Regions from separate parts of the Homo sapiens genome. Here region 2 is linked to region 1. Evidence: chromatin loops called from intact Hi-C (ENCODE). Cell type or tissue: Calu3. All regions are shown on one strand.

Region 1 (8,000 bases):
TATCAAAGCAGAGTCTAAATTTTTATAATTTACTTATTATTTCCACAAATTCCTACTGAACCCCTACAATGTACCAATTATCATGCTAAGCACCAGGAAAACAGAAGAGAACAGGACAGATACGGTCTCTGCTCTCACTAGAATTTACATTAGAGTGGAGAAGTTAGACAGTGAACAAGTAAACAAATATATATAAAGTTATTTAAAATTGTGATTAGTGCTCTACCAAAATAAGCATAATGTTATAATCAATAAAAGAAGTGCACTGTGGCAGGTAGAATAATGTCCCCCTCAAAGATGCCTACATCCTAGTCCTGACGCCTGTGAATATATTACATAGCAAGGGGAAATTAACATTGTGACAATTTGTCACGGCAGCAAATAGAAAAATAACCCAGAGATTTTAGATGGGAGTCAAGGAAAGCTTCTTTAAAGAGACGTCATTAATCTGAGTTGACATATTAGAAGGAACATGTCATGCAAAGAGCTGGTGATAACCCACTCCAGGTAAAGAAAACAGCAAGCTCAAGGACCCCAAGACTGAAAAGAGATTGATTAATGTTCTAGGAACTGTTGGAAGGTCAGGGCAATTGAAGTGTGGTAATTGAGGGAGGAAGTGGTTAATAAGATTGGAAATTTAGATAGGATTTGTTTATGCAGGGCCTTGTAGGCCATATTAAGGAATCTAGATTTTACTCTCAATGCAATGGGAAGACATTGAATTGTTTTAAGCATGGGTGCAACATAATCTGTCTTATGTCTTTTAAACAAACTATCACATGTACTCCATAAATACATACAATTTGCATCAGTAAAATTTTTTAGTATATTTTTATTGCAATATACCATACTTAATATGCACAAATCATAGTGTGCAGTTTAATAGATTTTTGCAGTGAATACACTCATGTCAAGAAATAGAATATTACCAAATCCTGAAGTCTCCCTCATTCCCCATTCCAGTCTTTATCTCCATCGAGGCAACCACTATCCTCACTTTAATCATCTTAGGGTAGTTTATACAATTATTGAGCTTTAAATTAATAGAATCATAGAAAAATTTGTTTCTGATTTTTTTCCTGCTAAACATTGCATTATGTCTGTGAGGCTGATACATATTGTTGCATGTAGTAGTTTTTAAAAAATTGTCATTGCTGTGTATGTTACTGTATATGGCAACAACAACATCTTTATCCATTTGGATTGCTTCCAGGTTTGAGCTATGATGAACATTCTTGTCTATGTCTTTTTGTACATACACGTAGGCATTTCTGTTGGATGTATACCTAAGAGTGCATATCTACGGGTATGTTTTATTGAACTTTAGTAAATTGCTGCCAGCTTTTCAGAGTGATTGTAACAATTTACACTCCACCAGTACTGTGTGATAGTTGGAGTTGCTTCATCCTTTCCAAGGCTTGAAAATGTCAGCTTTTATTATTTATTTATTTAGCCATGCTCTTGGATGGATACAGGCTTTTAGTTGTGGCTTAAATTTCCATTTCTTTAACAGTTAAGGATGTTGTAAACCTTTTCATATGCTTATTGGCTATTTGGATATTCTCTTTCATTAAGTGCCTGCTCACTGACTTAGTACTTAGGTTTTAAAAAGATAATTCTTGTTTCTATGGGGAGATTATATTAGCCAATACTACTAGGCACTTGTTTGGATCTTGAAACAACATGAATAAATTTTGGGTGTATGCACTGGAAATTTACAAGTGCTCTTTTACAGGGGAAATGCTACAGAAACACAGGTGTGCTGCAAAACACCATGACAGTGCAATTTATCTGTAAAATTGGCCATGAAACTGTGAGTCAAATCATGCATTCTGAAAAGTGTTGATCTATCTTAAGATATCTTACTGTTGTCCTCTCCAATACCAACTCCAAGGGAATATAATACTATCTTATGAATTGAATTTATTAATAAAATGGTGTCCTTTAAACACAAGCACTACAGAAATTTAATGACTGAAGGAGAGAAAATGCAATACTGCATAAAATTTAGTTTAGTGCCTCCAGAAAAAATTAATTTTACTAGTTTGAAACCGAGTTAGACGAATTCTGAGACATAAATATGTGAAGGAGAAAGGACATGCTGAATTAATGGGAGTTCTGGCTGCCTGCCAGGGGGATTCTACAAAGTCTTACAATACAAAGTAAATCATCCCTCTGGAGCAAGTGGTATGCCCCTCCAGAATGAGGAGGGCTCCGCCCAACAATAAATTAACTTTGTACAGCATGCTTTATTGCTCTGCAATGCATTCTGGCAGGCTTGCTTTCATTGTCTCTTCCCTTGGGCTGGCTTGCTTTGCTTGTCTTTTAAAGATGACTCAGCCAAACTTTTAGTCTTTGCCCTCATCTTCTCCCTTTCCCTACTCCTCATCCTCCAATTTTTCTTCCCAGAAAGGCAAAGCCAGAGCAGAGCCCCTCCCTTTTGGTTATTGTTCCAGCTCACTGAGTATTGGCCCTGAGACGTAAACGGTTTCTTTCCTCTTTTCCAACTTCATGGTTTACATTCATTTTATTAGGCTACCTCTGGCCCTCTCAGTTCTCTGAAGCTAGTGATCCTAAATATCTATGGCGTCTGGGCATGGGGGTGCTTTTCATCCCCGCTTCCTACTGCAACAACCCCTGCAATCCCCTCTGCAGCCCCAAGCAAGGAGATCCGTGTCGTCAGGAGTGCGGTGCAGCCACACATCCAAGGCTGACAGGGCGGGCACTCTGCCAAGTCCTGCGCGCTGCTCGCCTTCCACAACACCTTCCTCAGCTTCGTCTGTATTTGAAGAGCTTAGTAAATTAATTTCCCAGGGGCAGAGAAGGGAGGAAGAGGGAGTGTCTGAGGGCTGAAAAATGCAGTCGACTCGCCCTCTGCTGGTTAAAGATCCGAATTTGTCGCCGCCAAAACAACGGGGAATGAGAAAGCAATCCATATGGTACGGAAAAATTACAACAAAAACTCGGCTTAATTTAACCCACCTGTGAACCTTAACTGCCTACTGTTCCTCTTTAGCGCTGCTTACTTCCCCAGCACTGAGATTTAATTAGATTGATTCTAAACGCTAGCCCCTGAACTCATTTTCATTTGCCCCTGGTTTCTGCCGTTCTAAAACGCAAATAATCCCCACCCACAAGTTCTCTTCTTGTCTAATTAGTCGCTAAGCAACTGAAGATAACAACTAAACCATTACTTCTAGAACACACTCGTGTTTCACTCCAGTGTCTTTGCCTTAAATAGTAATTTCAAGCGAACAACAACAACAAAAAAATCAGCTGCTGTTTGTGTTTCCGAGATTAATTAATTGGAAATCGAGAAAAAGCAAATGTAGTCCGTCCCAGTGCTGGTGTCTTAGGAAAGCTGACAGGCAGCTTTGTGCAAGCCGAGGTATTGGCCGCCATAACGCACACTGACTTTTGTACCGCCTTTGCTGTCTTACGCATTTTGTCGGAATAAACCAACACACGGAGGTTGGGTAATCTAGCCCCTTTACCCTGTACAGCAAGACAGCATTTACGAGTCACTGAGATTCTGGAGAGTAGAGAGAGAAAAACAACCACAGGATTTTGCAATATGGTGTATTATTTAATATCAGTCTGTTCCTCCTCCAGGCTAAAAATCCCAAAACAAGGGGTTCCTACCCCCCTCCACCTCTGGCATTGTAAATTAGCCAGTCACGCGACCCTTGGAACCAGTTGGGATTGGCCATTTCCTTTGTGTGGTGAAAATCTCTGCAGCGAGTCATGGGACCGAACTGGGCGGTGTCGCTGTCCGTGGCCATGGTGCTGAACTCTGGGCGTGGCCAGAGAGATTTCCTTTACATGACAGCTTCCGGTAGGGCGGGGTCGGGGTCGCGTTCCGAAAAGTGGATCCACCTGCCACCTGGTGGCAGATGAGGAAAATGCTATTGATAAAGTGTAAAGGGTTCTTTGGATTAAGACTTAAAACTTAAAAGACACAAATTGAAGATTTGGGGCGTCAGGAAGTGGTTTTTTTGAGAGATCTGCCTATTTTTAAAGAGAAATGGAAAAATTTAGAATTTTCAGAGTGATCTCTCGCTTCTACTCAAAATAATTTACGAATATGTTTAAATTTCTCCAAGCATTTTTTCCAACACATCTTGTAATCAAATAGGTATTTTTAAAGTATCTGTATATATAGGTATTTAGAAATATTTACTAAAACTTCCACAGGGTATATTTTACTGAAAGAAATACTAAGGAAGCACTATGTTGTTAGCCAAAAATATTCCAGGAAGCTTAGCCGAGAGTGCTACTCTGATCTCAGTTTCTGGAAGATGAAAAGTGTGACTATATTTAGGAATTGGTAAGAGGTGGTGGGAATTCTAGGATGAAAACTCTTGTTTTTTATTTTTTCCAAGCCTAATACATAAACTATCAGAGTGCTAAAAATACAGAAAATTTATGGTATGTTTATTACTTTTAGTCTGTGTATATTATTTACACTATTTTACACAGTGATGATTAAGTTACTGTGAATTACATACATCCAGCTTCAGAGGAGGAAACCTTAAGTTGCTTTGTAAGTACAGATCTTGATAAATAGCAAGAAAAAATAGGGGAAATACCTTGTTCAAGTGTTGTTTCAGAGTCTTACTGTATGTTCAGGTGTATGGGTTACAGTGTAAAATCAATTCTAGCAAGTTGAGAGTGAAATAAAATTCTTTCCCAAGCAAACAATCTTACCACTCTCAGAAAAAAGACCCATCCCAGGGCACATTTGGTTTTATAAGTCAACCAGCCCAGTTAGTATTTCCTTTTCTTATAGCTATTTTCTCATTTACTCTTCTATGGGTCTTAACATAGAATAAAAATATAATAGCATAGTTACTTAACATAAAAGTTACCATTTCTGTTTTAAGGTTTAAAACAAAATTTTGTTGAATAGATATTAATTTCAATAAAAATGTAGGTACTGATTTTGGTGTTAACTGAATTTTCTATAAAAAGGAGAAATTGATAAGTGCTTATCAAGGGAAAGAATTATCACTCTAATATAGTCTCTATTTGATTAAATTGAGACGTTTCCAAACACTTGTCAGATTTCCTGGAAAGACATCCATAGCCTGTTCTACCAATATGAAAAAAAGCATGAATAGTAAGAAGATGAAAGACATCTGTTTTAAACAAGAGTGTACTACAAATCCAGTCTATAAGTGGTATTGGTTTATATTATGGCTTCTTGTGTTACTGTGGGAGAAGGAAACTTTATACGCACATGCACAGGTTGAGCAATAAGAGGCATTCTCATTTAAAGCAACAGATGGGAGATCAAGAGCAGCTGCAATAAACTGAGCTGCCTAAAAAGGACTTCTATCCACCAAAGCATCCTGTTTCTGCTAATATGAATAAGAAACCTTAAAAGCATGAAAAGACACAATGGAAGAATAAAATTTTAAAATAGTACTAAAGTTTACAACTGCAGGTGTGACCTCAATGTTTCAAAATACACCTACTCCTAAAAATAGACTTTTTTTTTCAGGCTTAAAAGGTATATATGAATGAAAATTAGAGGTGACCCCAAATATTAACCTGCCTGTTAAAATTACTATTACAATAAATATTATCAATATTAAAATTTTAAAACTACCTGAACTTTGGGTACAATAGTAGAAGCAACAAATCAGAAGAGATGCTCCAATATTTTAGTTAAGGTATTTTTTTTCTAAAAGAAGTTGAAAATAGTGAAAAAATTATCATCAGAACAATTTCAGAAACATTTAAACCTATGACTTAAAGATGAATAAAAATAAACAATACATTTTACATTAATGTTAGAATCAATTTTGATCTAAACTAATTTTATAAGCAGAAAATGTAGAGTCTTAAAGGAAAGAACATTGGGTAAAAAGAATTTGTTATTCAATATGCGACTAAGTACATTTCTCTTGCCTCCCTGAGTGGATTTTCAAAAAAGTTAATTAGCACTTAGGTAATAGTGTAATAATTCCAAAATTCTTTAATGTATATCTTGAGATTTATTTTGATGGGTAAATATATTGATGCTGTTGTGAACTAAGGCTTCTCACTTTGGGACAAGGAAAATACAAAATATGAAGTAGGGGAGGAAAATAAAGATATCTGTATTAATGTATTGAAAGTGTAAGTCTCATGATCCCATATAGATATACGTATGCACATACACTTATACTATATATATATATACAAATATGTATTTATTCAAGGCAAGGATCATTCATGGATGTTGGAAATCAATGGTTAATAAAATTGTTTTGGGAATAGCATATCCTCGTAGTTTCAAATCTCTCCACAGATCACTAATTAATTATAAAAAGAATTAAAAGGTACCTATCCAACTGAAAAATTTGATGGACACCATTTTATAACCAAATTGCCAAACTTAATATCACCAGTGATGGAATAAAATGACATCATATGCCCTCTGATGTGATACATTGAGAAGAACACAATATCACTTATGTGGTATTTTTGCAAAAATATTTAACCTCAATCTAACCAAGGGTAAACACAACAAAAAATTCCAAATTGAGGGATATACTGTAAAACAACTCTTTAAAAACATCAGTGTCGATCATTAGAGAAATGCAAATTAAAACCACAATGAGATACCCTCTCAAACCAGTCAGAATGGCTATTATTAAAAAGTAAAAAAATAACAGATGCTGATGAAGTGTCAGAGAAAAGGGAGCACTTATACACTGTTGGTAGGAGTGTAAATTAGTTCAACCATTGTGGAAAGCAATGTGGTGATTCCTCAAAGAGCTAAAATCAGAACTACCATTTGACCCAGCAATCCCATTAGTGGCTATATACCCAAAGAAATATACATCATTTTACCATACAGACACATGCACACAAATGTTCATTGCAGCACTATTCACAATAGCAAAGGCATGGAATCAACCTAAATGCCCATCAATAACAGATTGAATAAAGAAAATGTGGTACATATACACCATGGACTACTATGCAGCTATAAAGAAGAACCAGATCATGTCTTTTATGGCAACATGGATGGAGCTGGATGCTATTATCTCTAGCAAACTAATGTAGGAACAGAAAACCAAATACTGCATGTTCTCATGTATAAGTGGGAGCTAAATGATGAGAACTCATGGACCTAAAGAGGGAGAATAGAGACTGGAGCCTACTTGAGGGTAGAGGGTGGGAAGAGAGAGAGGATGAGAGAAAATAACTATTGGGTACCAGGCTTAGTACCTGAATGATGAAATAATCTGTACAACAAACCCCTATGACATGAGTTTACCCGTATAATAAAACGGCACATGTACCCCTGAACCTACAATAAAAGTTTTTTTAATAAATAACTAACTAAATAAAAACAGCGGTGTCATGAAAAAGAAGTTAGTGTCATTAAAAAACAGCATCATAAAAATGTTTTCCCTGTTTCAGTTTAAAGTAAACTAGAGAAACATAACAACTAAAATCAATGTGCAATCCTTGATTGTATCCTACATTAAAAAAAAAAAACCAGCACAAAGAACATACTTGGAACAACTGGGGAAATTAGAATATGAAGTATGTATTAGATAATAGCACTGTATTCATGTTAAACTTCCTGAGTGTGATAATTTGTATTGAGGTTATGAAGGATACTGTCCCTGTTTGTAAGAGGTACCTGTTGAGATATTTAGGAATGATATCATAATGTCTACAGCTAACTATGCCAAAATAAAATGTTTACATATTACATAGGTTAGCTATTGTCATAGAATGTAGTGCAACAAAATACTTCAAAAATTAGTAGCTCAAAGCAACATTGATTCCCATTGATGCATCTTGGGGTCAGAAGATTTAGGCTGAGATCAGCCATGCTCCGCTTCAATATGTAGGTTGTGTCCAGTGCTGTTCCACGTGTCTTTCATCACTCTTTTATCAATAGACTATCCAGAGAATGTTCTTATGAAAGTAGCAGAAGAGCAAAAGGACAAGCCCAATTATGCAAGCACAACTTGCTTCACTCTGTGTATTAGTTT
Region 2 (8,000 bases), 250 kb before region 1:
CTCCTGACCTCGTGATCCACCCACCTCGGCTTCCCAAAGTGCTGGGATTACAGGCATAAGCCACTGCGCCCAGCCAGGTGGAAGAAATTTCTAAGCAGTGAAGCATTCAAGATGTGTCATGGCTGCTTCTAACAACCTATGATTAGATATGGGAGCAAATAAATGACTTAAAGTTGGAACTTATATTTAAAAGTGAAGTGGAGTGTAAAAATTTGGACAAGTCACAACCTGGCCACGTAGTAACAGAAGGAAAAAGCATTTTCAGGAAATAGATTCAAGAGGGCTACAGAGAAACCACTTGCCATGGAGATTAGCATGACTAAAAGGGAGGCAAGTGCTAATACCTAAGATAATGGGGAAAAGGCCTCTAAGCCATTTCAGAAATCTTCCAGGTAGTCCCTCCCATCACAGATCCAGAGACCTAGGAGGAGAGAATGAGTTTGAGGACCAGGCCCAAGGCCCTGCTGGCATGTGAAGCCTTGGGACACTGCTCCCAGGATCCTGACTGCCTTGGCTCCAGCTGGTACAGGTACAGGCCACAGGTACAGCTCTGGCCACTGCGCTGGAGAGTGCAGGCCACCATAAACCTTGATGGTTTCCACATGGTGTTAAGCCTGTAGGCGCACAGAATGCAAGTGTGAAGGAGGCTTGGCAGCTTCCACCTAGATTTCAGAGGATGTATCAGAAAGCCTGGATGCCTAGGCAGAAGCCTGCCATAGGGTGGAGCTCCTGTAAAGAACTTCTACTAGAGCAATTCCCAGGAGAAATGTGGAGCTGGAGCTCTCCCACCGAGTTTTCACCAGCATACTTTCTAATGGAGCTGTGGGAAGGGGGCCGCTATCCTCTAGATCCGAGAATAATATGAGAATGCCACCAGCAGCTTGCACCCTGAGCCTGGAGAAGCTGCAGGCATTCAATTCCAAGCCATGATATCAGCCATGGGTGTTGCACCCTACAAAGGCATGGAGGTGGGGCTGCTCAATGCCTTAGGAGTCTGCTCTGTGCACCAGTATGCCCTGGATGCAGGACATGGGGTCAATAATTATTTTGGAGCTTTAAGATTTAATGTCTGCCCTGTGTGGTTTCAGATTTGTGTGGGGCCTGTTCCTTTCTTTTGGCTGTTTTCTCCCTTTTAGAATGGAAATGTTTACCCAATGCAATGCCTGTACCACCATTGTATCTTTTTTTTTTTTTTAAATCTTACAGGCTCTTAGGTAGAAGGAACTTGCCTTGAGTCTCAGATGGGACTTGGGACTTTTGATTGAGTTGGTGCTGGAACAAGTTAAGACTTTGGGAGAACTATTGGTAAGGAATGATTGGATTATGCAATGTGAGAAGGACATGAGATTTGGAGGGCTGGGGTGGAATGATATGGTTTGGATATTTGGCTCCTCCGAATCTCTTGTTGAAAAGTGATCTCCAATGTTGGAGGTGAACCTAGTTGTGGGTGTTTGTGTCATGGGGGCGGATTCCTCATGAATGGCTTGGTGCTTGGTAATGAGTGAGTTACCACTCTATGAGTTCACATGATATATATTTTTTAAGAGTGTGGCACCTCCTCCCTCTCTCTCTTGTTTTCTCTCTCTCTTACCATGAGCTATGCTGGCTCCCCCTTTGCTATCAGTTGTGATTGGAAGCTTCCAGAGGCCCTCACCAAAGGCAGATGCTGGCACTATGCTTCTTACGTAGCCTGGAGAACCGTGAGCCAAATAAACCTCTTTTCTTTATAGATTACCCGCCTCAGGTATTCCTTTATAGCAATGCAAAATGGACTAATGCACCACCCCAGCAGAGAGGGGGAGGTGGCACCGTGTTATTTTCTGCACAGTCCAGGCTGTCCACATGGTCTCCTCTGATACCACAACTGTGGAGCTTGCTAGCAGTTGGGGGAATGAAAGTCTCAGTTTCATTTTTTGGCCTGATCTGATACCACCAGAAGTATTGGGATTCCTCATTAACAGCTTTGCAAGAGCGTTAATCTAGATTCCCCACTCAACTTTTGCTGGTGTGGGGCCACAGTTTTTTTCTGTGGTGATTACCTGGAGTAAATGATTATCTAGGAGCTTTTTGTCTTGCTAGGCTGCCTATTTCCTGGTCCTTTGTCTAGAGAAAGCATGCTTTTTTTTTTGAGCTTTTTGCATCAGTACCCAATAATGTTTCTGGTTGTTGGCTTCTTCTGGTCCAAGTCTGGAATAGATAAGGCAAAAACCCAGAGATTTCACCACTGTGTCAGTCTTCAAAATTTATAACACTTTAAAGTATTTTGCACTTCCAAATGTTGACAATGTTCTCTAAATCTGCTAACCTTTAGAATGTTTCCAAGTTTAAAGTTTGCTTCACTTTTAGACTAAGAGAATATTCATGTATCTTATGTTGCTCTATCTTTTGTAATAAAGTAATTACTACATTGAACTGTTAAAATATATAAACTGCTTGTTAAAAATAAAATAGCTCCATGTTTTGTCTATATCTTAATTATCAAGTAAACAAGGATTTAGGCTTTCTGATTATGAAGACATACTGGATTAAATAATCCTTATTCACATTAATGTCCTTAACTATTCTTAGTACTTAAAATATAAACATTATGGCCATTCCTTTAAAAAAAAACTAGTGATAGCTTATTCTGATCACATTTCTTAGTCAAACTAAGATGTAGCTATGGGATTCTGATTATGAATTGGACTGAAATTGAAAGAGAGGTTTATTAATAGGTAGGTTATTCTCAAATTATTTTTTAAATATATCTTTGCATAAGATTTACATTTTTCTTTTGACTATGGATTATATAAAGATTCTCAGTACGTGTCTCTGATATTGCGATTCAATATCCATATGATTTTTGTTGTAATATGACAATGTTTGGTCTTGATAAGAAAAAAGCATGGATGAAAATTTAACATAGGAATAAAAGATCTAGTGGACACCGATTCAATTAGGAATACTGAGTTTTGGAAGTCAGAGTTATAAGTTCAATACTTAGGTCATTATGTTATATAACAACAAGGGAAAATGTCACAAATATCTTTATTCTAACAGTTAAAGTATCAGAAAATGATGAAGTTGTTCATACCACATTAAAGGAATTTTACATGTGTTCAGAAATTTTCCAAAAATGTCATCTGTAAGTACCTGATAACTATATATACATGTGCATATGTACGTGTGTGTGTATAATATCATTTAAAAAAAAACACCCAAGCTATCCTAGAATAAGGTGAATCATATCAGTCAAACTACCTTATTTTAAAACTTTGACATTCAGTTGCAAATATTTAATAATAAAAATATATAAGCTGATAAATCGTTTTAAATAAAATGATGTAAGGAGAGGTTAAGTAGATCTTAAAGTTTCTAATTCAATTGTAATATGTTTGTAATCATTACTAAAAGAAAATACTGGATTACACACTCTCCAATGAGATTTGAAATGTTCTGGGTCTTAAAAGGACATAAAATTGAAAATGATTGCATTTAACAAATTGCAGACGGATATAGATTGCATTTTGAAAATCAACGAATGGATCTAAAATTTACATTGGCCACATGATGTCGCTGTACACCACAAAGTCTTGTCAATAGAAGGGAGCTACTGATCACTAAAAGTGAAGGAGGAAGCTCCATTTTGTCACCGCCTGAGAGAAGACAGAAACGGTAAAGAGATAAATGATTGGAAATATTAGATAAAATGGCATGATTTTGAAGTAAGAGGAGAGCATAAGAAAGGTGTAGTCCTTTTGCAATGGTGTTTTCTAGGAGAGGGGGCCTGGGAGCCCGGGATCTGCTTCTTTGGCTTCTGCTCCTCGCAGCCTGGGAGGTGGGGAGCGGCCAGCTCCACTACTCGATCCCGGAGGAAGCCAAACACGGCACCTTCGTTGGCCGCGTTGCTCAGGACCTGGGACTGGAGCTGGCGGAGCTGGTGCCTCGCCTGTTCCGGGTGGCGTCCAAAACACACAGGGACCTTCTGGAGGTAAATCTGCAGAATGGCATTTTGTTTGTGAATTCTCGGATCGATCGCGAGGAGCTGTGCCAGTGGAGCGCGGAGTGCAGCATCCACCTGGAGTTGATCGCCGACAGGCCGCTGCAGGTTTTCCATGTGGAGGTGAAGGTGAAAGACATTAACGATAATCCACCCGTCTTCAGGGGCAGAGAACAAATAATATTTATTCCTGAATCTAGACTCCTGAATTCGCGTTTTCCGATAGAAGGAGCTGCTGATGCAGACATTGGTGCTAACGCTCTTCTAACGTACACGCTCAGCCCGAGTGATTATTTCTCTTTGGATGTAGAGGCAAGTGATGAACTGAGTAAATCTCTTTGGCTTGAATTGAGAAAATATTTGGATAGAGAAGAAACACCAGAACTTCACTTATTACTGACTGCCACTGATGGGGGCAAACCGGAGCTGCAAGGTACAGTTGAGCTGCTGATCACCGTCCTCGACGTTAATGATAACGCCCCACTGTTTGACCAGGCCGTATACAGAGTCCACTTGTTAGAGACTACAGCAAATGGAACATTAGTGACCACATTAAATGCCTCTGATGCTGACGAAGGTGTAAATGGTGAAGTCGTCTTTTCCTTTGACAGTGGTATTTCTCGTGACATTCAAGAAAAATTCAAAGTTGATTCCAGCTCAGGAGAAATTAGGTTAATTGATAAACTGGATTATGAAGAAACAAAATCCTACGAAATTCAAGTAAAGGCAGTTGATAAAGGAAGTCCTCCGATGTCAAATCACTGTAAGGTTTTGGTGAAAGTGCTGGATGTAAATGATAATGCTCCAGAACTGGCGGTCACTTCATTGTATTTGCCTATCAGAGAGGACGCTCCACTCAGCACCGTCATCGCCCTCATCACCGTGTCTGACCGTGACTCAGGTGCCAACGGGCAGGTGACTTGCTCCTTAATGCCCCACGTCCCCTTCAAGCTGGTGTCCACCTTCAAGAATTACTACTCGTTGGTGTTGGACAGCGCCCTGGATCGCGAGAGCCTGTCGGTCTATGAGCTGGTGGTGACCGCGCGGGACGGGGGCTCGCCTTCGCTGTGGGCCACGGCCAGGGTGTCCGTGGAGGTGGCCGACGTGAATGACAACGCGCCTGCGTTCGCGCAGCCCGAGTACACAGTATTCGTGAAGGAGAACAACCCGCCGGGCTGCCACATCTTCACGGTGTCTGCGCGGGACGCGGACGCGCAGGAGAACGCGCTGGTGTCCTATTCGCTGGTGGAACGGCGGGTGGGCGAGCGCGCGCTGTCGAACTACGTGTCAGTGCACGCGGAGAGCGGCAAGGTGTACGCACTGCAGCCCCTGGACCACGAGGAGCTGGAGCTGCTGCAGTTCCAGGTGAGCGCGCGGGATGCGGGCGTGCCGCCTCTGGGCAGCAACGTGACGCTGCAGGTGTTCGTGCTGGACGAGAACGACAACGCGCCGGCGCTGCTGGCGCCTCGAGTGGGTGGCACTATTGGTGCAGTCAGTGAGCTGGTGCCGCGATTGGTGGGTGCGGGTCATGTGGTGGCGAAGGTGCGCGCAGTGGACGCCGACTCGGGCTACAACGCGTGGCTGTCCTATGAACTGCAGCCGGCAGCAGGCGGCGCGCGCATCCCGTTCCGCGTGGGGCTGTACACGGGCGAGATCAGCACGACTCGTGTCCTGGACGAGGCTGACTTGTCGCGCTACCGCCTTCTGGTGCTAGTGAAGGATCACGGTGAGCCGGCGCTGACAGCCACGGCCACTGTGCTTGTATCTCTGGTGGAGAGCGGCCAGGCGCCAAAGGCGTCTTCGCGGGCGTCGGTGGGTGTCGCGGGCCCAGAGGCGGCGCTGGTGGATGTCAACGTGTACCTGATCATCGCCATCTGCGCGGTGTCCAGCCTGCTGGTGCTCACACTGCTGCTGTACACGGCGCTGCGGTGCTCAGTGCCGCCCACTGAGGGTGCGTATGTGCCGGGCAAGCCCACTCTGGTGTGCTCCAGCGCGTTGGGGAGCTGGTCGAACTCACAGCAGAGGCGGCAGAGGGTGTGCTCTAGCGAGGGCCCACCCAAGACCGACCTCATGGCCTTCAGCCCAGGCCTATCTCCAAGTCTTAACACGTCAGAAAGAAATGAACAACCAGAAGCAAATTTGGATCTTTCTGGTAATGTAAGTCCAACTTTCGAGTTTTGGCTTTAAATATTTTTCATATTTAACTTGTCTAATCATCTTTTCAAATATCACTTTAAAAAATGTCTTCAAGGTGTTCACTAACGTTGAAATAAATCATACCATTGAATGTAGATATCCTATTAATGGCAGTTTTGTCTTGAATGGAACTAGAAAGCAAAGAAAAATGTAGGGACAAATTGTCGTATTTCTTGATTTAAATGGCAGGTTAAAAAAGCTACAATACAAGGTACAATAAAAGGTAATGTTGGTCATATTTAACACAATATCTCAATGTAGTAAAATAACAGTGACATATTCGGGGTAACTTATTATGTTATCTTTTCTGGTGAAATGTCAAGCCCCGGACAAACAATTCTTGACAAAGTTACAGAAATCATCTGCCTTCCCTTTACGTGGCTAAGTTTCAAAGTGAACAATAAACTGAAGTTTTAAGCAAACGTAATTTAAAATACATTTATTGGCTGGGGGCGGTGGCTTATGCCTGTAATCCCAAAACTTTGGGAGGCCGAGGAGGGCGTATCACCTGAGATCAGGAGTTTGAGACTAGCCTGGACAACATGGTGAAACCCCGTCTCAACTAAAAATACAAAAACATTGGCCAGGCCTGGTGGTGGGCGCCTGTAATCCCAGCTAATGGGGAGGCTGAGGCAGGAGAATCGCTTGAACCCGGGAGGCAGAGGTTGTAGTGAACCGAAGTCGCACCATTGCACTCTAACCTGGGCGACAGAGTGAGACTCTGTCAAAACAAAAACAAAAACAAACCAAAACCGACCAACCAAACAAACAAAAAACACCATTTATTGGGCGATTTGTTTAATTTCTTTATGAAAACATACAACCACGACTTCATTGTCATTGTGAACAATTTCCTGATGCCATTAACCTTGAATTCCCCTGGGTCTAGAAGGCTTAGCATTGCATGTATTTGCTATTTCGGGGATCCAGTTAGGAAACACTTATTAAGCACCTCCCATTCCTCCCATTCACTCACAAATGTTCTAAAACCCTTTACTTTTTTAGCTCATTCGATCCTTCCAACGATTTTATGAAGTGAAGACTTTCGTCACATTTTGTGGATAAAGGTGCTGAGGCTCGCAAAACCTAAGTTCAGTATTATTACTAAGTTTTCTTCAAATTTCCCGAGGATATCCAAAAACTTGCTTGCTGTTAATACAGTTCTTTACCTTTCCTAAAATGTTTAAGGTGGCTTACAGTGGAAGAAATTTGTGAAAGCAAATTATTAAAAAATCTGCTTAAGGTCAAAGTAAAAGATCAAGAGAAAGGTGGGAGTCATTATTTCAAAAATCAAGCCTAGGCTGAGTGAAAATCCCAATACTTACCTTCCTGTAAGTCAATATAGAAGTATGAAAAAATAACAATAAAAGGAAATTCTCTATACCATTTCTTCAAGAGAGAAAAAATAGCCTCTTCCTGCTACAAAATCAAGGAAGATTTGATTACTGATGATTGTGTAAAGGTTGAGAAATATACTGGGCAGCACGTTTTATAGCAGTTTTGCAAAACCCACGGAAATATCCTTGATGTAGACATCATTGTATTTGGTAGTCATTCAGTCAAGGGCATAATGTTAAATTTTATTTCCTATGTTTGCTTCTGAAGTTACTTAAATATTAAATGAATATATTTTTGTTTGTCAAACTTTCAAACATACATGAATGTCCCCTTGTGAAGACATTCTATGAGAAATTAATATAATTTGCTAGTTAAGTTTCCAGAGATTTGAGTTGATACAGAGTTGTTGCTTAGAGTATTGTAAAAAATAGGCTGTAAACATGTTCTGTAACTTTTAATATATTATCGTACTCAGCCTTTTGGCAAG

What was found. A loop is a pair of places that touch in the nucleus more often than their neighbours do. Peaks named below come from ENCODE experiments on the same cell type or tissue, not always from the same donor. Only the 100,000 strongest peaks of a DNase experiment are listed, where the experiment ranks them.
Region 2: it touches region 1 in a loop (13-fold over the local background); 3 of 110 quality-filtered maps call a loop at or near these places.

Annotation. Positions count from the first base shown.
Region 1 is chr5:141,037,494-141,045,493 of GRCh38, forward strand. No RefSeq gene overlaps it. Among named protein-coding and RNA genes, the nearest start is that of PCDHB1, 9.9 kb to the right of the region's middle. RefSeq lists enhancers at 2,993-3,927, 3,123-4,526. In Calu3, CTCF peaks have their summits at 2,894 (motif pointing left) and 3,880 (motif pointing left); DNase peaks (open chromatin) are centred at 2,788, 3,438 and 3,798.
Region 2 is chr5:140,782,549-140,790,548 of GRCh38, forward strand. PCDHA1 (protocadherin alpha 1) reads left to right here and starts at 3,592. Exons shown (of 4, transcript NM_018900.4): 1 at 3,592-6,136. The coding sequence starts at 3,743. It also overlaps PCDHA@. In Calu3, no CTCF peak of the experiment used is centred here; a DNase peak (open chromatin) is centred at 3,573.